Regions from separate parts of the Mus musculus genome. Here all the other regions are linked to region 2. Evidence: chromatin loops called from intact Hi-C (ENCODE). Cell type or tissue: gastrocnemius. All regions are shown on one strand. Links, peaks and the distances in the headings refer to the core of each region. The heading gives the core; the rest is flanking DNA.

Evidence for each region. Peaks named below come from ENCODE experiments on the same cell type or tissue, not always from the same donor. Only the 100,000 strongest peaks of a DNase experiment are listed, where the experiment ranks them.
Region 1: it touches region 2 in a loop (4-fold over the local background); 4 of 42 quality-filtered maps call a loop at or near these places.
Region 3: a loop joins it to region 2, with 4 times the contacts of the local background. A loop is called at or near these places in 13 of 42 quality-filtered maps.
Region 4: a loop joins it to region 2, with 6 times the contacts of the local background. A loop is called at or near these places in 25 of 42 quality-filtered maps.

The regions. Positions count from the first base shown.
Region 1 is chr5:131,304,918-131,310,305 of GRCm38, forward strand. Galnt17 (polypeptide N-acetylgalactosaminyltransferase 17) reads right to left here and starts at 2,605. Exons shown (of 11, transcript NM_145218.3): 1 at 1,446-2,605. The coding sequence starts at 1,683. In gastrocnemius, for the core only: a CTCF peak has its summit at 2,954 (motif pointing left); DNase peaks (open chromatin) are centred at 1,576, 1,808, 2,571 and 3,000; H3K4me3 peaks cover 2,790 bases; H3K27ac peaks cover 2,401 bases.
Region 2 is chr5:131,005,561-131,010,948 of GRCm38, forward strand. All of the region lies in intron 5 of Galnt17 (polypeptide N-acetylgalactosaminyltransferase 17), which reads right to left. Among named protein-coding and RNA genes, the nearest start is that of Gm40338, 76 kb to the right of the region's middle. In gastrocnemius, for the core only: CTCF peaks have their summits at 2,469 (motif pointing right), 2,749 (motif pointing left) and 4,146 (motif pointing right); DNase peaks (open chromatin) are centred at 1,164, 1,870, 2,457, 2,745 and 2 more places; H3K27ac peaks cover 482 bases.
Region 3 is chr5:130,859,655-130,865,042 of GRCm38, forward strand. No RefSeq gene overlaps it. Among named protein-coding and RNA genes, the nearest start is that of Gm40337, 7.1 kb to the left of the region's middle. In gastrocnemius, for the core only: CTCF peaks have their summits at 270 (motif pointing left) and 2,817 (motif pointing right); DNase peaks (open chromatin) are centred at 262 and 2,833.
Region 4 is chr5:131,427,593-131,432,980 of GRCm38, forward strand. No RefSeq gene overlaps it. Among named protein-coding and RNA genes, the nearest start is that of Gm29681, 16 kb to the left of the region's middle. In gastrocnemius, for the core only: CTCF peaks have their summits at 636 (motif pointing left), 2,142 (motif pointing left) and 2,760 (motif pointing left); DNase peaks (open chromatin) are centred at 338, 622, 2,196 and 2,745.

The DNA of each region.
Region 1 (5,388 bases), core at 140-5,139, 300 kb after region 2:
ATTAGGTAGATAGAAATTTGTGTCTTGGGGCTAGGAAATTGGTTTGGTTGGTAAAATACTTGCCAGGCAAGCCAGAGGACCTCTGAGTTTGGTCCCTAAAACTCATAAAATAAATAAATAAATAAATAAAAACTGGGTACAGTAGCATGTATGTGTAGTCCCAGAGCTGGATTCCTGGGGTTGCTGGTCAGCCCGCCTCACTCATTCTGTGAGTGAGTGCCAGATCAGAGAGAGACCCTGTCTCAAAAAAATCCAAGGTAAATGTACCTGAGGAGTGACATTCAAGGTTGACCCCAGCCTCCAAGTGCATACACACACACACACACACACACACCCCTGCATCCAGACACATGAAAAGAAATTTATGCCTTATAACCAAGAACATGGGCTCTGTGGTCAACCAGAGTCCAAACTACTACTTACTAACACCAATCAGGACTTAGGTACTGGGTTAACTTCCCTGAGTTTGGTTTGTTCTGTTCTCCTGTGGGGGAGGGGCCAGAACCTCCAAGGACTAATGGTTATGTCCCACCATGCACGCGTGGCTCTTGTAATGCTCCTCTAGCACACAGCAACGACTGACTTATTAGCAGTCGTGACAACAGCTGGCAGCTCCAGGCCCTGGTAACATGCAGGAGGTTGGGAACAGAAAGCCAGACTTCAGTAATCACTATGTCTTCTTTATATTAGACTACGTGACACTGTGAAGACAGCAAGCATCCAGGAACCATCAGTCTCTTGAGCCAGGTGGAAGCAATATATCAACACACACACACACACACACACACACACACACACACACACACACACACACACACGCTCTTCTATGGCAACTCATTTAGAATAGTTTAGGTGAGACAAGTTCTGGAAAAAGCTACAAACCTGAATGCCAAGCCTCCTTGTTTGGCTTAACTTTGTGAACAAACCCCTGCTTCCCAGACCCACTAAGAACTTGACCCTCGATTGCCACGAGGTTCGGGAGTAGACTGGTTGTTAATAGACCACCTTGCACCCAGGCAGTGGGGAGGAAAGAGTCTGCATTCTTAGTGATGCAATCAACCTAAAGGAATAATGTATTTACTCGAGCCCTCACTTTGCAAGCCATGACACCCACTTCCCTACCAGCTCCTCCATCAAACACCATGAACTGACAGCTATTTCCTTTCTAGAGGTTCCCAGTCTGCAGTATGTTCTAAGCTGGAGTCACGAGCAGAGACCAAGAGTCGACTGTAGTGGCAGGTTTCTAGAGGAAGACCAAACTTCCAGCTGCAGTATATCATGAAAAAGAATCCGGTGGTGGTTTCTACAATAGTCCCAGGCACAGGGCAGGGATGGAAGAGAGAGATCGGGCTGGTTCAGATGTCAGCTTAGGATACAGAGAGCCAGGGAGATCACCCTGTGCCCTGCTTGCACCACGACCCACAGGCGGCAGGGCACGTCCTTACCATTAAGCTGCCTGTAGACGATGTCCTCCAGCAGCGACAAGCGCTTCAGGACCGCATCCTGGATGGGGCTGGCGCTGTGCGCGCTGAGGTTGGCCACCTCTGCGCGAGGCCGGATCTCGTGGAAGGCGTCTCCGCTGCGCACCGCGATAGGCCGACACTTAGCCAAAAAGATCACGAAGCCGGCCACCGCGATCAAGTTCAACACCAACAACACTTTGACTCTCCTCAGTGAAGCCATCAAACAACACGGCCGGTCCTTTCCCTGGACCCACGCCTCTACCAGCCTCACCTGCGAGGCGCAGGGCAGCCTGAGACGGAGTAGACCCCACACACCGAACAATGGCCGAGGGAGGGGGCAAAGGGCTGGGGGTCCCAGCTGCTGTTGACCACAAAACGCCGATTCTCTGGCGCCAGTAACCACTGGAAGGACGCGGCTGATCTCTCACATGGAAGCCCCTGGCTTGCAAAAGTGTCTCTGAAATGCCTGCTCCGTCCACAGCACGCAGTCCCTTCTACAAGACAGCAAAAGATAAAGGTCCCAGGGTCTCTCCCTGTAGAACAGCAAACAGGTTGCCTTTAGACTTTGGACCTCCTCCGCAGACGTAGACCTTCAGGAACAATCCTTTGGTAGTCGGAATGCTCTGGGGATGTGGCGGGAGTGGCGCGCAGGTGCCGGGCTCCAGCTCTGCGCCCGCCGGCGGAAGAGCGCGCCACTCCTGGAGTTGCGCGGCCGACACTCTCGCCCGCAGGCGGCCGTCGCAGGGCGAAAATAGAGTTCTTCAGCAAAGGACCCGCTCCTCAGGGCGGGTGTCTTTGTTCAGCTCACCGGCTCTCTCCATCACTCTGAGAAGAGGAAAACCCCGCGCCCCGTGCCTGCATCCTCCAGGCTCCGCAGTCACGCTCAAATCTCAATGACTCTCTCAAAGTGGAGGGGGGGACAGCAGGAAAGGGGCGGGAGCAGGGACCCAGCGCGACGTCCTCTCCGCCCCCACCCCGCCCGCAAAACTCACCAGTGCGCACAGCGCCACGGGTTCCCGGACACGTTCCAAGTCCCTACACGAGCCTCCGGGGCCTGCCGGACACACTGGCTTGTCTCGGGAGGTGGCGCGTTGCGAGGCTGGCCGGAAGGAGGAGTCGGACCTCCAAAGTCACACCAGTTGTCTACACGCCTTTCTAAATGTCGCGGGGGAGGGATGCGCGCTGGCGCCCCCGCAGCCTGTCACCACGGCCCGTGCAGCTCGTCCCAAGCCCCCAAGGGAACCAAGATCCGAGTGTCCCGATCACCGGATGCAATGACACCGCGGCTGCGGCACTAAGAGTACACACGGTCCCCTAGAGGGAATGGTGGGATAGATTGGAGCAGCTGGGAGCCAAGAGGGGATGCTCAGGTGGCGACGGAAGGCGGGGCGCGGTCCCGAGGGGAGCGGCTGCGGCGCCGACTCCTCCTTCGCGGTCCCTTGGTCACCCTCTTCCCTGAGAGCCAGTCGCCAACGCCGCTGCCACCCGCAGGCTGCGGAGCGCACAGCTAGGGGAAGCTGGCCCACTCTTGCGCGCGCACCCGGAAAGGGTGGGGGTGTCTGGAGAGAGCGGGGAGCGCGCCGGACCAAGAGCAGTCATGTCCTGTTGGCTGCTAAGGGCTGTGAGGGACCCTTGGGGTTCTCAGCGCTCTCTAAGCAGCCGGGTTTGTTCCATCCCGGCAGACGAGGAAGACATCCCTTTCTCTTGGCTTAGCTGCTCTGCTTAGCTTGGCCCGGAATGGCTAGAGGGAAAATCTGGCCTGGAGACTCGGATTCCGCTACTTTCAGAGCAAGGCCCTGTGTCCTTCTTGCTTGAGCCCTGGGAGAGTTCTGACCATCTTAGTTGGTGCTTCTGTGCTTGCCCCTACTCTGTAAACTCTTATTTTGGTGCCATGCACTTGGATTTATGGCCCTGATGGGTCTCCACAACCTACTTCTTTTCCTGAGACCCAGGAGTTCCAAAGACTGGAATCCAAACCTGCCCTCTAATTTTTTTTTTTTTTTAATTGCTTAGGCCAGAGAAAGAAACCAGACTGCCAGCAGATAAGAATCAGCTGAGTGAATTCAGGGACTCCCACTTCATTCTTCCCATCCGATTAAAGTTTGTTGCTGTTGTTCATTGGTTAGTTTTGTTTGGTTGACTTAGATTTAAGCTTTTGGTTGGAGCATGGAAGGGGGGCGGTTCAGGGGGCATGTTCGGGTTTGGGGGTTTGGAGATGGGATGTAGTTAAGCTGTTGAGCTGAAGTTGAGTGCTTGCCTAGACCTCAACTGGATATTCCCACCCCACCCCCCACCTCCAGCTCTTCACAGCCAGGCTTGCTGGTGGCAAGCCTATAATCCCAGCACTTGGAAGGTAGAGGCAGGAAGATCAGAGACTCACAAGCATCCTTGTCTATAAAGTAAGTTCCAGGTTAGATTGGTTGGGTTTCTTTTAAAAGGGAACGAAGTGTTTTCTTGTTTGCTTTTGTTTGTTTGGACCTTGATGGAGATTTTAGTGTTCCTTTGTTTATGCCATCTCAGTTAGCCTAGGCTAGTTAGCCCCTAACTGATGATTCCTGATCTCTTAACTTCACCTCCCAAATACTAGGATTGCAGTCCTAGCCACCAAGCCTGGCCCTCATTTCAATAAAGGTATTGTTGTTTGGGGGCTTGGGGGGGGGGGAGGGAGTTCGTTTTCCTTTGTTGTCCTTGGTGTTTTACACAATTAACAGCAAGCACCTTTACAGTTTTTCACTAAAAAAAAAAAAAAAAAAAAAGGACATGGAGAGCCAGGCTTGGTGGTGTGGGTGTCAAGTCTGCTACTCAGAGGTCTGAGTGACACAGGAAAAGTCCCCAGAATTCCAAACATCATACAGTCACAAAAACTACCTGCAGCTGTCAAAACCACGCCCCTGCTAGAACACGAGACAAATCACAGTCAACTGCTATGGACAATCTGAGGCAGCCTCATATCCCACACCTGGGATTAAAATGAAAACATTCTTATGTTTCTGTGTTTTTAAAGAAACCAAAATTCCCACTACAACTTCTCATGATGGAACAGTAAGTAAGATGTTTCTCTAGTCCTACTTTCTTCCTTTAAAAACAAACACAAAACTTAGTTGTGTATGTGTAGAGACGTGTGTATTTGTGCCACAGCCCATGTGTAGAGGTCAGAAGACAATTTGCAGGAGTCAGTTCTCTCCAGCCACTATGTGAGTCTCAGGGATTGAACTCAAGAAGTCAGGCTTGGCAGCAAGCCCCTTTACTTCCTTGAGCCATCTCATTGGCCTGCTCTTTTATTTTTTTATTTCTTTGGAGCCTACTCAGGATCCTTAGGGATTGAATTTTTTATAATCTACAGCGAACTGAGTACAAAAATATGGCTTGATAAAAAGCTGTCTCAAAAAGCATGGAAGAAGCACTTTCAAACATCTGTGAGGTCGGAAGGAAGTTGGGTAGGAGGGCATCCCTGGTTCTGTGTCATTCAGAGCATCAGGGACTGGATGAGGCTAGGTCTCCACAGCTGTTCATGAAGACCCAGACCGGGCAGCATCAGTAGCACAGAAGAGGGGGGCTGAAAAGGTGGAAGATGTGATATCCTTGCTCAATCCCATATCTGTGAGTCATCGTCCCCTACCCCCACCACTAACAAAATACAGAACAATCTAGTCAGGGGACAGTATAGTGTACTTATTTGACCAAAGTTTTATACGACACAGGAGCCTTCAGGCATGGGAGATGCAAGGAAAATTTGGGGTGGGTTAGGTTTGAGTTTGGGCTTGATTTCTGAGATCAATCTCACTGTAGAAGAACACAGGCTGGTCTAGAAATTATGATCCTCCGACTTAGCTACTCAAGTGCTAGGATTACAGGTGCACAGCACCATGCTCAGACTGTGAAGTGTTTAACTTTGTGCAATAAGGGATAGAAAGCCACGTAGAAA
Region 2 (5,388 bases), core at 110-5,109:
AGTTAGAGACCAGAACCATGCATAGACCTTGGGAGAGTCCAACTACTGGGGAAAACTTCTGTCAGTGATCCTCAGATATAGGTGATTTCAGAACCACGAGGATAACTGGCTAAAATAAAGACTGCTGGGCTGTAATCACAGAGTTTTCATAAGGTGGCCTGTGGAGTTCCATCATTTAGCTCCACTCTGGATGCTCAGGCAGATGATCTAGGGAATGAACTTAGAAAACTGCTGGTCTCCATGACTGATTCTCAGTGACGCAGACATCCCTGAGTGAATCAAGAAATGATGAAGGAAGCAAGGCTTGGTGGCACATTCCAGAAATCCTAGCAACCAGGCGATGTAGACAGGAGACTCTTGGGCTTAATGCCAGCTTAGCCTATATACTAAGGGTCTGTATCAAAAAAATCAAGAGCTGGGGCTGAGGAGAAAGCTCAGTTGGTAAAATGCTTGCTGCTACTCAAGCATGACCCAAGCTTTAACCTTAGAACCCATTTTTTTAAAAGTCATGGTGTCACATGCTTATAATCCCAGAACTGGAGAGGTGGAGGCAGAAAGATCCCTGGGGATTACAAGCCAGCTAGTTCAGGCTTTCTAGTGAATTGCAGAACAATAAGATATTCAGTCCTTAAAAAAAAAAAGTAGAAGGAAGGGCTGGGGAGATGGCTCAGTGGTTAAGAGTGCATACCGTTCTTATAGAAGAGTAGAGTTTTGGTTCCAAGCACCCATATAGGGTGGGTCACAATCACCAGGTCCAAAGGATCCAATGCCCTCTTTTGGCTCGTGCTGTCACCAGAACACACACACACACACACCCCACTCACACATACATATAAATAAAAATAAATCTACAAGAAAAATAGCATGGTGGACTGAATCTGAGGAATGACACCCAAAGATGTCCTTTGGCTTCCATAAACATCTGCAAACACATATGCAAACATCTTTAAACACACACACACACACACACACACACACACACACACACACACAAACACACACACCCCTGTGTGGTTGGAACTGTAGTCCACTGGCATAATGGGAAAAGCTAGCAATACTCAGATGTTCAGAGAGGGTGGAGGGCTATATGGAGCCTAGAATCAACTGTATGCCATGGAGCACTGGCCAACTTGGTGGGTTTCTGGCATAGCCTTTCTTCCAAGAGAAGAAAACCAGACCAGAAGGCTATGGCTCTGCACAAAGAGCCCTGATTGCATTCTCCCTGCTGCCGCTAATTAGAGACGAGGCCTTGGCAAGTCTGTCATTCTCAGGGTGCTTTGGGGTTTGTTTGTGAAATGAAAACACTTAGACTGGAAGCTTTGCAGGGACCTTCTTGAACTAATATTCGGAAACTTCTAGAATCCAGACTTTAGGTGAGGGAAACAATCCATGAGGGTCTTCTTTCCACAGCCAAGCTTTTTTTTTTTTTTAAAAAAAAGGATTTTATACATTTTTTTATTTATGTGTTACCCGTGTGTATTGGTGGAGGGCAAGGGTGAGCGGAATGTGAATATAAATTGGGGTGGCACTGGGAATGGTATGTGAATGTGAGTATGAATGCCAGTAGAGGCCAGAAAGGTGTGTCAGATCCCCTAGAGCTAGAGTTACAAGGAGTTATGAGCCACCCATTGTAGGTGTTGGGAACCAAACTCATGTCCTCTGGAGAAGCAAGTGCCCCTAACTGATGAGCCCTCTCTCCAACCCACTCCTAATGCAGACCATCTGTCACGATTTCAGAGGTGTCACCAAACACAGTGGCATCAGCTGGGAGTCTCTGTCCTCTCCTTACAGAGTGATGGACGGCATCCAACGTGCCAGCCAATGTACCAGCAAGAAATAATCAGCTAAGCAAGCCAGCGTGGGGCAAGTGCTGGGCTCTGAGCCTGGATGGAAGTCTAGGAAGAACAAATGGAGCTGAGAGAGAAAGTGGGCAGCTGGCCCAGAGCTGGATTCACCGGTGGCAATCCGATGTTACTGTGGTGGTCAGGCAAGGGAGACAGGAAAGCTGCGCTGGGCTCACAATGTTCCCTCAGTTTCTATAGAGCATGTGTGGAGACTGCAAGACCAGAATGGCTCTTTCTGAGGATGGTTTAATTCAGCTAATAGGATTCTCTCTACCCATTTCCCTCTAAACAATAAAACTTCATTCTACTTCCATTAAAAAAAAACAGTCTGTTTATATGTGTGTGTATGTTAGTATATGTGGGGGTGGGGTGCGGGACACAGAGGCCAGAGAAGAGCATTGGGTCACTTGAGGTTGAAGTTTCAGAAGGTAGTGAGCCACTGGGACATGGATGCCTGGAACTGATCTCAGATCCTCTGGAAGAATAGCAAACCCTCTTTGCCACTGAGCTATCTCTCCAGCCCCTAGTCTTTTTAAACGTTGTTACTAACTGTGCATACACTTACTTGTTTGAATCTGGGTTCATGCATTTGAATGCAGTACCCATGAAGGCCAGAAGAGGGCAGACTCCCCTGGTGCTGGATTTACCAGGTGGTTGTGGGCATTGTCTATGCATATTTGCCTGCTGCCAGATAGGGAGGCATGTTCTTTAACTTGGTTATTATGAGCAGTGCTGTAGCAGAGATGGATGTACAAGTCTCTGTGAAGTCCTTTGGGGTCCTTCGGGTAAATCATTGTGGCTGCTGGGTCTTATTAGCTGCATAAAATCATCCCATGAAAGACCTAAAGCTACTAGTTGGAGCAAAGCGAATGATGTGGAATGGAAAACAACCACCTGTAATTCCAGCTCCAGGGGAGTCTGCCCTCTTCTGGCCTTCATGGGTACTGCATTCACATGCACAAACTCAGACACATAACAGTAGGTACAGTTTTTAAAAAAAAGTTTAAATTTAAAGATTAAGGGCTGGAGAGATGGCTCAGTGGCAAAGAGTGTTTACTACTCTCTCAGAAGACCTGAATTCCTAGCATCCATGTCCAGTGGATCACTACCTTTTGAACAGAGGATATGATTTGAGGACAAGATTGTGAATGCGTAGGATATGCGAGCATAAAATTTAAAAAGAAAGAAAAGCTTTACAAAAGTAAAGCTGTTTCTAAAACAAAGACGAGAGGCCAAGGAGATGCCTCAGAGCTTACTAAGCACTTGGCTCACAAAGTTGAGCTTCCCTACAAGTCCACATAAAATCCCGAGTGGGCGTGGTTGCCTACCCATAAATCCAACTTGAGGAAGTGAGTCCAAGGAGCCCCAGCAAGCTGGCTAGTGAGACTAGCCAGGCTGGTGACCTCTAGAGTTGACTGAGAGGCTGCACCTCTATAAATAAGGTAGGAGGAGCCCCAACCTCAGCATTGGGTCTCCATGTGCACCCAGAACACATGTTCACTCCTGCCCCCCCCCCACACACACACAAAAAAATGCTTTTAAAAATATTTTTTTAAATGAAAAAAAAAAACCCACACTATTTCCTATGCATGAATGGCTCACCTATTTGTATGTCTGTGTACCACTTGTGTGCTTGGTGCCCACAGAAGCCAGAAGAGGGAGTTGGAGTCCCTGAAACTAGAATTGCACACGATTGTGAGCTGCCACGTGGGTGGGAGCTGGAAAGTAAAGCCAGGTCCTCTGAAAGAGCAATGAGTGCTCTTAACCAGAGAGCCATCTCTCCAAGTCTAAAGCTTACTGTGCACACACACACACACAGACACACACACACACACACAGGGTCAGAAGAGTACATTAGAAGTCAGAAGAGAGCCACAGGTCAGGTCCTCTTAGGGTAGAGTTATAGGAGGCTGCGCGAGGTACAACATGGGTCTTGAGAACAGAATCCAGGCCTCTGGAAGAGCAGTAAACATTCTTAACTGTGGAGCCATCTTTTTAGTCCCTTAATTAAAACAACAACTATAGAGTGTAAAAGATAGATGGTTCATTTCATAGTGGAAATAGGAGATTTCCTGGAAGCTCTTGAAACTATCCATAACACTGGTGTGTGTGTGTGTGTGTGTGTGTGTGTGTGTGTGTGTGTGTGTGACTTCTTCAGGCGTGAGTAAGATTCAGGAATGAAGGGAAGGGGGTTCTTCCAGTTGTAGAAGGAGGCAGCAAAGGGAAAGGTGGTCTTTCATGTTAAGCCAGCCTGGCGAGAAACTTCTGAGTTTAGACACTTGATTGCCAGCAGGTGGCGCTGTTTGAGGAGACTATGGAATGTGCAGGTGGCGGCACTTGAACTGGAAGTGACTTGGCTTTGATAGTTCATGCCCAAGCTCTCACTTCCAGTCTGACCTTTCCTTCCTGTTCTGCCAAAAATATAAGGATGAAAAAAACCAGTCTCTCCTCCTGCCTCAGATTCTCCACCATGATGACCATGATGGACGGTGCCCTCAAATTTCGAGTCCAAACAAACCCTTTCTCCTGTAAGTGTCTTATCAGGTGTCTGGTCACAGCCACGGGAACAGGAAGTCACAAACCTTGTGGGGCTGCAACTATTTCCCCAGCGCTTAAGCACCCACTAGCTCACTGAAGCTAAGTTAAACAGACAGAGCCAGCCCCCAAGAATCTGCTATCACAGGCATGGTAGGCCACAAAATGATGGGTGGAATAACCTGAAATCCCTGCCCTTTGCAGTCAGGTGTGCACCTATGCGCGCGCATGCGCGCACACACACACACACACACACACACACACACACACACACACACACACACGAGTCCGGGAGTCCTCACTGATCCCCCATGGGCAGCTTTTACTCCCTATGGAGATCATCTTTGTTCTTGAAGTGCCAAAATCTCGCACTGACCCATCTGGGGAATCTCCTAGAGTGTTTGTGGTGAACCAGAACAGAGAGACCACCATCTATCATCCAGCAAAACTAAGCCCAAGGACCACACTGGTTTTTCCTGCTCTTTGACTGGGTCCTTGCATCCCTAGTCCCCATTCTCTTGGGCAGCATCCAAACCCAGCCTCCTGCCTCTTTTTTTTACCCGCCATTGACCACACTCACTGAGAATAAAATGGCCATATTAGAATTCCAGGGCAAAGCAGCCTCCCCATTACCCTGTCTTCCCTTTCTGTCTATTCTAGTGGTTTCTGTTGGTAGCCCCCACAAAACACACCTTCCCTTGGATCACGCCAGATCATCTTCTCTGAAGCCAGCTCCATTGAGGAAGTTACCACGAAGTAGCCATACAGGATCAGAGATCTCACAACCACAGATCCCTAGGGGAACTGATGCACAGGTCACTCACCATCAGACCGCACAGTATCCAATGCCTACATTTCATCTTCCTCCTTGAGTGTGAACTCTAGGAAAGCCTTGGAATGCCTCTAGCCGAGTTCTCAGGCATTTTATCAAACTCAGCACACAGTAAGAGCTCAATAAATTGCTCAATGGAGGAAGGGCTGCATGAGTTCATGAAGGCTGCTGCCTCCT
Region 3 (5,388 bases), core at 213-5,212, 150 kb before region 2:
GGTCCACCCCACCGTTAAACCTACTTCTGCCTACCGGCCCCACCTCCTTAAGCAGTGGTTCTCAGCCTATAGATGTCCACCCTTTGGGGGTCCCGTATATTTATATTAAGATTCACAACAATAACAAAATTACAGTTATGAAATAGTAAAGAACTAGTGTTATGGTTGGGGGTCACCAGCAAAGCATTCGGAAGGTTGAGAACCCCCCCCCCCCCCCCCCCCGCACTAGAGGCTTGGCAGCTTGCCAGAAGAGCGCCACCTGCTGGAGAACATAGATCCAACACACGAGCTGTGGTGGTGGACATTTCAGATTCAAATGCTCACAGCTGGTTTGCCTTAACATTTTTTTCCACTGTGTTTGCTGGCTCAGGGGGCATGGCTTAGCAGGTTAAGCCTGAATGTAATCCCTGGAAAGCATAAAAAGGTAGAAGGAGAGAGAATCGACTTCTGCAGATTGCCCTCTGATCTCATATAATATTCTGGCCTGCACACAGCTACACACATACAGTAAGGGGGAAAAAAAGAGTTTGTTTTCAAAAATTAAAAGATTGATTTTATTTTTGTGTCTTTGTGGGGGAGTTGTTGTTTGTTTGTTTCATATGATGCAGGTACCCATGGACACCAGGAGAGTGCTGGAGTTACAGGTAATTGTGAGCTGCTAGATGTAGGTGCTGGACTTGGGTCCTCTGGAAGGGTAGCAAGTATTCTTAGTCGTGGAACCAGCCCCCTGTGTGAGTTCATATGACTTCCTTTATATGATAAAAGATGTTCCAAGTATATTGTATGGGTTTTTTAGATTTATTTTATCATCATCGTCATCATCATCATTTTGAGACAAGTCTTTCTATGTAGTCCTGGCTGCCCTGGAACTCACAGTGTAGACCAGGTTGGCCTCAAACTCACAGACATCCACCTGTCTCTGATGCGGAATGCACCACTACGGTTGGCTAGATTTATTTTTATTTTTAATTGTGTTTCTGTCTGTCTGTGGGGTATGAGTTTGGGTGGTCATGGAGGCCAGAGGCACAGGGTCCCTCTGGAGCTGGAGATTCGGGACATTGTGAACAGCCAGATGTGGGGTGGGGAATGGAACTTGGGTTTTCTGCAAGAGTAGGGTACCTGCTCCTAACCACTGAACCATCTCTCCAGGCCTTAGGTGTTTACACATAAACTTATGCATATTTAAAATGTCTTTTTTTTTCCTGAGAAAGTGTCTATAGACTTTTAAAAATGAAACATGTATTTTGTGTACTTATATTATACATGTCTGGGATGCTTTTCTAAGGAGATGCTTTATAGACTTCAACAGACTACCATAGGGTCTAGGTATGGAGGAGGTTAAAAGTGTTTGACAATACCTGGAGAGATGGTTGGGTTGCTAAAGTGTCTACTGTGCAAACATGAGGACCGGAGTTGTCCCCAGCACCCACATACAGTAGCCTGAATTTGGAACTTCATCCCTGGAAGACCAAGGTACAGTGGACAGAGGATCCCTGGGGCACACTGGCCGGTCAGCTTAGCCTAGTCAGTTAGCTCCAGATTCAATAAGAGACACTAACTCAAATAAGTTGGAGGTGCTGCAGATATGGCTCATTGGGTTAGAAATCTTGCTGTACAAGCATGAGGCCCCGGGTTCAGATCCCAGCACCTACAGAGAAAGCCTGATGTGGCCACTCATAGCCCCAGTGCTGTGGGGGCAGAGACAAGGAGATCATTGGGGCTTGCTGACTGCTGGCTTCACTCTAGTGAGAGTCAAGATCACACACAGTGAGAGATCCTGTCTTAAGAACAAAAGAAGTCAGAGTGTGACAGAGAAGGACAGCCAACATCTCCTACTGGATCTTTATGCATGCACCTGCACACATGCATGCACATGCAACACATGCATGCACATACAACACATGCATACACATGCACATATACACATATATAGCATAAACAACACGTGCATATATAACACACATGCACGTTGAAACCATAAGATAGACAGCAATAGAGGGAGACACGATATCAACCTCTCGCCTCCACACATAGGCACACACACACTTATGCTTGGAAGGTTCCCATAAACGCTCAGAAGTCCAACATCAGCCCAGCCAGAGTCCAAGACCAAGGTACCACATGGTTCTGTTCTCCACAGATCATCCCCTCCCCAAACTCATTCCATCCAGGAGGACGCCCTCCAGCAAACATCACAACCATCAGGCTTTCTTTGACAACAACTCAAGACAGTTTTCATTCTTAACTTGCAATGTTTCAAATCTCCACAGTCACAAAGTTCTCATGAGTCAGTCGGCCTGCAGGATCTTCAACACAGAGGCAGCTTCCTCAGTGAACTTCAGTTTACAAAGACTAAAAAAATGAATGAATAAATGTGGTTTGAATATGCGTGGCCTACGGGAAGGGGCACTATTAGGAGGTGTGGTCTTGTTGGAGGAAGTGCGTCACTGTGTAGGCGGATGTTGAGGCCTCCTAGGCTCAAACTCCTCCCGATGTGGAAGAGAGTCTTCTGGCTTCCTTCGATCAAGATGTAGAACTTTCTGCTCCTCCAGCACAGTTTCTGCCTGCATGCTGCCATACTTGTGCCATGATGATAATGGACTGAACTTGTGAAACTGTAAGTCAGCCCCATCTAAATGTCCCTTTTAAGAGTTGCTTTGGTCATGGCGTCTCTTCACAGCAATAAAACCCCAACTAAGATAATAAGTAAATTGAAAAGAGCTGTGTCTAGTCCAGTTTGAAGCCAGGGACTGGAGGGATGGCTCAGCAGTTAAAAAAAGGAAAGGAAGCCACGGAAATCAAATTCAGGAGCCAGCAGGGGGCTCCAGAGACCCACTCTTACAGCCTCATGCCCAGCTTTCAGCAAACATTTCTCCTGGACCATGGTTCTCTGGCCTCCTTCCTCTTCCTCTCCTCCCTTGCCCTTTCTCCTTCCGTCTGTCCCTCCCCTCCTTCCCTCCCTTCAGGGTTAGGCATGGACTTGAAAACCTCCCACAACCAAGCACTCTACCATCGAGTTCCATCTCGTACCCTGTTCTTTCTTTTTCTTTTGAAATAGAGTCTCACGGAGTTGCCCAGGCTGGTCTTGAACTCACTCTGCAGCCAAGGCTTTCTTGTCTTGTCTGTCTGTCTGTCTGTCTGTCTGTCTTTACATTTTCCCCCTTAAAATTAGTTATATCTGCCTGCCTGTGAATATTTTAGTATTCATTCTCTCTCTTTCTCTCTGTCTCTTTCTTCCCCCTTCCCTACCCCTCTCCTCTTCCCTCACTGTCTCTCTCTTACACACACACACAATCTTGAGCCCCTACCTATGTATCTTTAACAGACTTCCTTATAAGGTCACAGCTCACCCTCCATGGATCATCAATTTCATGCTTTAGATTTGTGAGACGAGAACCTGGAAGCCATTGGCTAAGGGTGGCTTTGGTGGCCATTGAGATTTTGGGGACCCTAACTCTCAAAGCCAATCTCACCTGGCTCTGTCATTCTCAAAGACCCCCCAGTATTCCAGTCTAATCTCTGGTAATTGAATGAAAGCTCTGGAATGCATCCCTTTAACAGACCCTCAGCTCCCACTGTCCTCAAAGCTAAAGATGTCATCAGATAACAGCTCAGACCTATGGCTCTGCTCTTGTCCACCTCACCCCTGTCCTCACCAACATATTCAGCAACTGCACTGATTTATGGCTGTCTTTTGTCTGATAACTATAAAAGTCCACTCTACGACTTCACATGGTGGCAGTGTCATGAACATGTCATTCAGTCAACTTGGAACTCGTGGCAGTGTGGCTGGGCTGCCTGGCTGGTGATCTCTAAGGACCCTCCTGTCCTCCCTCCCCAGCTCTGGGGTCACAAACTCACACACCACCATGCCCTGCTTCTTCTTATCTGTTTTAGGGATTGAATTCAGGCCCTCGAGAACCTTACAACTGTCCTAGCTTGCCTCTCTATTGCTGTGATAAAACACTGACCAAAAGCAACTTGGCAAGAAGTTGGGAAGAAGGTTTAATTGACTTAGAGCTCACAGTACGTAATCTGGGGAAACTGAGGCAGGAATTCACGGCAGGATCAGACACAGAGCATGCTTACCAGCTTGCTCCCCATGGCTTGCTCAACCTGCTTGCCTTTCTTTCTTTAAGCATTTCTTTTAAAGTTTTGAGCTTTTACTTACTTTATGTGTGTGAATGTTATACTACATGTTTGCCTGTGCACTTTAGTGTCTGGTGCCTACAGAGGCCAGAGGAGAGCACGAGTTCCCTTGAACTAGAGTTACAGGTGGTTGTGGGTTATCATGTGGACGACGGGGATTGAACCCGAGTCCTTGGCAGAGCATCCAGAGCTCCAGCCCAGTCAGCCTGCTTTCTTGTACAACACAAGACTATTTGCCCAGGGCTGGCAAGCCCAAAGTGTGCTAGGACCTCCCACAAGAAAGTTCCCACTCTGGACTTGCCCACCAGATAACACAATGGAGGTATTCTCTTTATTGAGGCTCTCTCTTACCACAAGAGTCTAGCCTGTGTCCAGTCGACAAAAGACAAGTATGCTCACCGAGCCATCCCTCCAGCCTGAGAGTGGAGGCTGCACTGTAAATATGTTTACTTAAAAGGAACACTGTCAGATAGAAATTCCCAGAGATCAGAGTCTGTTTGCTTCACTTTCTCTTCCCAATACCTCATGACCATATTTGCCCAAAGACGTGACAGGTTAATTTCTCCGGGTGATGCTGTAGCAGTGTTGATCTATGTGTGTTTGGACATAGACTCCGGGACATTCATATCATGACACGATTGCTTAACAGTACAATATGAAAATTTATCCCAAACCCTTAAGCAATACATCTATGCATCATCCTTCACCATGTGGTAGACAGATAGCAGGTACTCGATAAATATATATTCAAAACATTGTGGGAAAGTCGGGGGAGAGCCCTTTTCATGAAGCATAGAGGAAACTCTGGTGCTAACGGTTGCTACCACATTCGTGGCACAAGCAGCCACTGCTTCCAGAGAGCCACGATGCAGGCAGGTGAAACTAACACTACTGATTTGAATTCTATTAGCATTGTGGATATGTTTGTATTCACTTGTAAATTTATTTATTTTTATTTGATAGCTGTCATAGACCAAGGAGCAGAAGCTGTCTTACAAATAATGTTCAGTTCCGAAGATTACTGAGTTATTTACTCACTCACTCATTCATTCATTCATTCTAGAGCCCACCTGTACAATGGAGAATAATCACACTAAGTGGACTAAGCTGGTCTCAGAGAGACAGCTAGCATGTCCTACCTCATTTGTACTTTCTAAATCTCTTTTAAAAACAAAACAAAACAAAAAACCTTTATTGATGTGTTTGGGGGAAGGAGTGACACTTGTGACACAGAGTACA
Region 4 (5,388 bases), core at 234-5,233, 420 kb after region 2:
AAATTAGTGCCCTTTTAATGCAGACTCCGGACTTCTGCAGACTCTGTATTCTCTTCCACCAAGGGAGGACACAGTAAGGAGGTGACGTCTATCAAGCATAAAGCAAGTCTCATGCAAGGCTTTCTTCTTAGATTCACCTAGATTTTTGTTTTTTCTTTCCCAGATTAACAACGAACTCACAGTTACTAACCAACTCACACTAACTAAGACAGTGATATAGCACACTGTCTTAAAACATTAGCTTTCCTCTGTGTATGATGCAGCGGAGCCATCCCCGCAGCTGCGCTCAGTGTGCAGAAGCCTCTGTGAACACAGGAGATGTGCACAGGGCCAGGTGTGTAACACCCTGCCATGCCCACAGAGGTAAGAGAACGGGGAGTTTGAGGCCAGAGAGAGTTACATAGTGAGTACAGCCTGGGTACACAGGGGGATCTCATCTAAAAAAACAAACAAACAAACAAACAAAAACAAAAAAACAAAGCAGCCCCTAGCAAAAGAAAAAAGGAGGAGGAGGAAAGGAGGGGGGTGGGGGGAGGACAAAAACACCCAGGACTTAGAGCAACTAAGTAACACATTCTCCACGTATTTCCTGTGGAGATTTTTCAAATGGGCTGGTTTAGCGCGCCCCCTGGTGTCCAAAGACCTGCTTTGCTCCGCGCGCTCCTGAAACCTTATTGAAACTGAACAGCTTTTCAGCTTCATAGCTGAAAAGGACAGACTCCTTGCTCTATCACTAAATTTCTCTCCCTCCCCCTTTTCTTTCTTCTCTTCTTTCCCTCCATCTTGAACTGTCTCCTCCCTTGTCTTCCAGGACAGCCCTGCCCACACTGTGATAGCTATTCTTGGTTGTCAACCTGACTCCATCTGGAATTAACTACACCTGTGAGGGAGTTTTCTTAATTACATAATTTGATGTAGGAAGACCCACTTTTATCCTGGGAGTTTTGAGAGAGGAAGATCCACCTTTAGTTGGGGTCATACCTTCTGGTGGCAGCGTATGTAAAGGACATGGATGAAGAAGGCTCTCTGACCCTGCCTGCTTGCTCTCACTGGTAAGACCATTCCTTCACTGACATTAGAACCTACTTCTTCAGGATTCTGGCATATACTGAAGACGAGCTGAGACATCCAGCCATGTGCACTAAACAACTACTGGATTCTTGGACTTTCTGTTGGTAGACAGTTACACCACAACCTGTAAGCTATTCTAATAAATCCCCCGTGTATATATTTATTCTGTCAGTTCTGTGCTTGTAGAGAACCCTGGCTAATTATACCCATCTTTGTCTGCCTCCCTCCATGGCCTCTATATCTGGTCCTTCTGCTCTGGTTGCTTCTAAAAGCTTGTGTGTTTTATGTCCTGACCTGGCACTGTCTTTGTCTCAACTAAGTTATCTCACCCTGGGCAAGACTTTTGTGAGAATAGGAAGCAAGATATTGCTATAAAGCACATATTTAGAATTCCCCAATGAGGGGCTGCATGCGTGGCTCAGTGGTAGAGCCCCTGCCTAGAAATCCCCAGTGAAGGGCTAGGGACGTGGCTCAGTGGTAGAGCTCCTGCCTAGAATCCCCCAGGGAGGGGCTGGGGGCGTGGCTCAGTGGTAGAGCCCCTGCCTAGAATCCCCCAGGGGATTCAGCTCCTGCTTAGGGGGCTGTCCTTCAAATGATCAGTACTTCCTGAGCTTCTACAAGGCTCTGGGTTCCATCACCAGCACTGCACGGAAATAATAGCTAAATACTCTGACTCTTAACATTGTAGTTAACTTCCATTAGCTGTACAATTTAGTAAAACTCACTATAGTAGTTCCGCGCATACACAGACGTGTCATGATGCCTCTCTCAAATCCCTTGTGTATGCTTCTTAAAATTGATTAGACAGAATAACCCCTGCACCTCCCCCACTGTTCAGGGGAATGGAGAGGAGGCTGCGATCCTCTTCGTGACTGAGACAGTCTCTGGGAAGGGAAAAGCACAGAATTTGGAAACTGGAGGCTAAATGTTTCTGGGAGCAGAGGGGTAGAGGTGCTGTGTGGGGTGAAGGGTGGGGGTGAGAAGTGGGGGCAGGGGTGGAGAATGAGGGTGGGGGTGTTAAATAGAATGTAACCAGGCAGTTTAGCCACGGCTCTCAGCGCCCTCTAGGGACCACACAAGGTTTTTCTTGGCCCAGTCCTGGAGGGTACGGAAGATTCTCAGTGATCTACAGGGATACTACGATGAGCAGTTGTCTGCAAGGTTGCAAGTGAGCCCTCTGAGCTCCAGATATTTCAGTGAGATCCATGTATGGCTCCCTGGTTGATGCTAGCTGTATCCCACCCTAGCTAGCAGCTGCGGCCTCACTCCCTGCCTCTCAGTGCAAACGGTGAAGCACTTTGACCTTTCCGTGGATGACAGAGGAGATAGCCTGGCAGTACGTGAAGGCATACTTCCTTCCGGGCCTTTTAAGGGGTCCTTTAAGGAAACTATTATGTCAACCCCTCCAGTTTAGAGAAAGCAAACAACCTAGAGTCTTCAAAATAAATCGGTAGAAGGGAGGGGGGCCACTGCGAATAGAGGGAGAGGAGGGACAGAAGAACAAAGTGGGAACACAGCAGGAATTCGGTTAATGGATAGGCCTGACCTTTGGAGAGGTGGGTCGGAGGTGCCTTCACCTTCAGAGCGGTATCCTTCCTGTCCAGGATTTCCAAGTTTGTCCAATCACCTGCACATGGGCACCACCTGCCAGGTTCAGCTAAACTATGTTCTCATGGCTCCCTCTGGTGTCCACAGCACGCAATAGCAGAAGGCCGTTTGCTTCTTTGGAGGCAGACCATGGTGTAACCTAAGCCCCTTTGCTATTTGGGGACTTTGCTATGGCTCGATTTTGCAAGCTCTTGGTCTCTTGATGAGAGAAATTAAAAATTGTCTCAGGAGGAAGTTTGATGATTTTGTTAGCGTTTGAGAAAGCAAAACAAAACAAAACAAAACATGATTCCAGCTGGAGCTGAAAGGATAAAGGTGTCGAAGAGGACAGAGAGCCACAGCAACGGAAGTCTGCAGTCAGCTGTACATGGTAAGGGAGTCGCCAGAGAAACAAGAAAGACCAAGTATCAGCATGCTTAAGATTTGAGCTGGTATTTTGTGGGGGAGGGGAGGAAGAAAAGTTACCCCTTTTGAGTTAGAACTTGACAGTGCGGGTGCTTACGGAGGGAGGAGCTTCTAGAGAGGATGAATAAGTGTGTCGTGTCTTTAAGGGGATAATTATTCCTCCCATCTCCCCAGCGTGCTTCCGGGTCACTCGGCTTTCTTAAGGAGTGGTCTCCTAGCCAGGTGAATGGCAGTCACACTGGATTAACTCTTAGGGGAGTGGATCACAGTATACAATGTCTAATTCTAGATTTAAATCACAGAGGAAAGCCGGTCGTGGTGGCACGTGCCTTTAATCCCAGGCAGGCGGATTTCTGAGTTTGAGGCCAGCCTGGTCTACAAAGTGAGTTCCAGGACAGCCAGGGCTAAAGACTTTGGGAGTCTCATGGGCTTCTTTCGTCCCTCTTCCCTCCAGGAAGGAGTGTTTCAGCGCCAAAGATGTCACAACCCACGAGTGAGACTCTGTCAAAGAGAAAGAAAGGGAGATAGGAAGAAAGAAAATGTACTGAGAATCTACAGAGAAAGTTTGGAGATGTTGATCACTTGCATAGTTTAGAGAGAGGAGAGGAGAGAGTGGGATTTTTTAAAAGTTACCCTCTGGGATTTTGGGGGATCCCCATCAGAAAGGTGAGACAGATGGATTGTGGAGTGGAGGCTGCGTGAATTACTTAAGAAGGATAGATAGATAGATAGATAGATAGATAGATAGATAGATAGATGATAGTTGGTAGATATTATAGATAGATAGATAGATAGATAGATAGATAGATAGATAGATAGATAGATAGGAAGATAGATAGGAAGATATTGGGATAGATAGATATTGAGATAGATAGATAGATAGATAGATAGATAGATAGATAGATAGATAGGTAGATAGGTAGATAGGTAGGTAGGTAGATAGATAGTGCCTTAGTTAGGGTTTTCCTGTTGTGAACACACACCATGACCAAGGCAACTCTTATAAAGAGAAAATTTAATTGGGGTTGGCTTACAGGTTCAAAGGTCCAGTCCATTATCATCAAGGTGGGAACATGGCAGCGTCCAGGTAGGCATGGTGCAGTAGGAGCTGGGAGTTCTACATCTTCATCTGAAGGCTGTTAGCAGAATACTGGCTTCCAGGCAGCTAGGATAAGGGTCTTAAAGCCCACACCCGCAATGGCACACCTACTCCAACAGGGGCACACCTTCTGGGCCGAACATATACAAACCATACAGATGGATAAATAAGGTTCACTGTGCACCGTGAGGGTATTGGTATACGTGCTGGCTCTGCTCGCTACAGCTCTCTAGCTACTTACTGATCTTGAAAGGCTCACTTGAGGGGCCGTGCAGCATTGCTTTGAGGACCTGGATCAGGAATCCAGCTGACTGCCTCAACACATCCTCCCTAGTTAATTTCTTCCAGATGTTTCTGCAAACCCCAGCTTTGATATCACCTGTTGTTTCCTCTCTCAACTGAACTACTCCAGTCATCTCTGATGAAGGCTGTCAGCGCCCGATTTGATGGTTTTTTTTATCTGCTTCTTCTGTCTATTCATATTTAGTCTTTTCCTTTTGCTTGCTATATACTTTAAAAATTCATTCATTTTTAAACCAAAAGCATGCTAGCATAGATCATTCTTTTAACCATGCAGGACAGGCCTGAATATGCATAGCCTTGGAGAGTTTCTCTTTTCTCAGCTGCAAGCCTGAAAACTGTCAGGAATCTCACAGTACTTCTCATGTAGAATGAGACTTGTCTGTCTTAATGCTCATGATTCTAGTCCGTCCGTCTTTCCTCCCTCCTTCCCTCCCTCCCTCCCTCCCTCCCTCCCTCCCTCCCTCCCTCCCTCCCTCCCTTCCTTCTTTCCTTCCTTCCTTCTTCTTTCTCTCTCTCTTTCTTTCTCTCCTTTCTGTTTATTTGTTTTGTTATTTGTTTGTTTTGTTTTTTCGAGGCATGCTGTCTCTGTGTAGTGCTTGCTGTTGAGGCCTGCCTGCCTCCAGCATAGCTGTAGCCATTTTGTTCCATGCCTGCCAGCTATTTCATATTGTTCATATTATTGACACAGAAAAATAGCTTGTTTCAGAGCAGGGTCATGCTGACCACATATCCTGTTATGTTCTGTATGTTCTGGGGCTTGTTAAGAGAGTCTACAACCATAAGCTCCACTTAGGACCAATTAGAATAATGGTTAAAACTGTTCTGTCTATCTAGCCAAAATAGCTTGAGTCAGAGCCAACCACCCTGCCATGTTTCCCGCACCTGCGCATGAGTTCATTGTG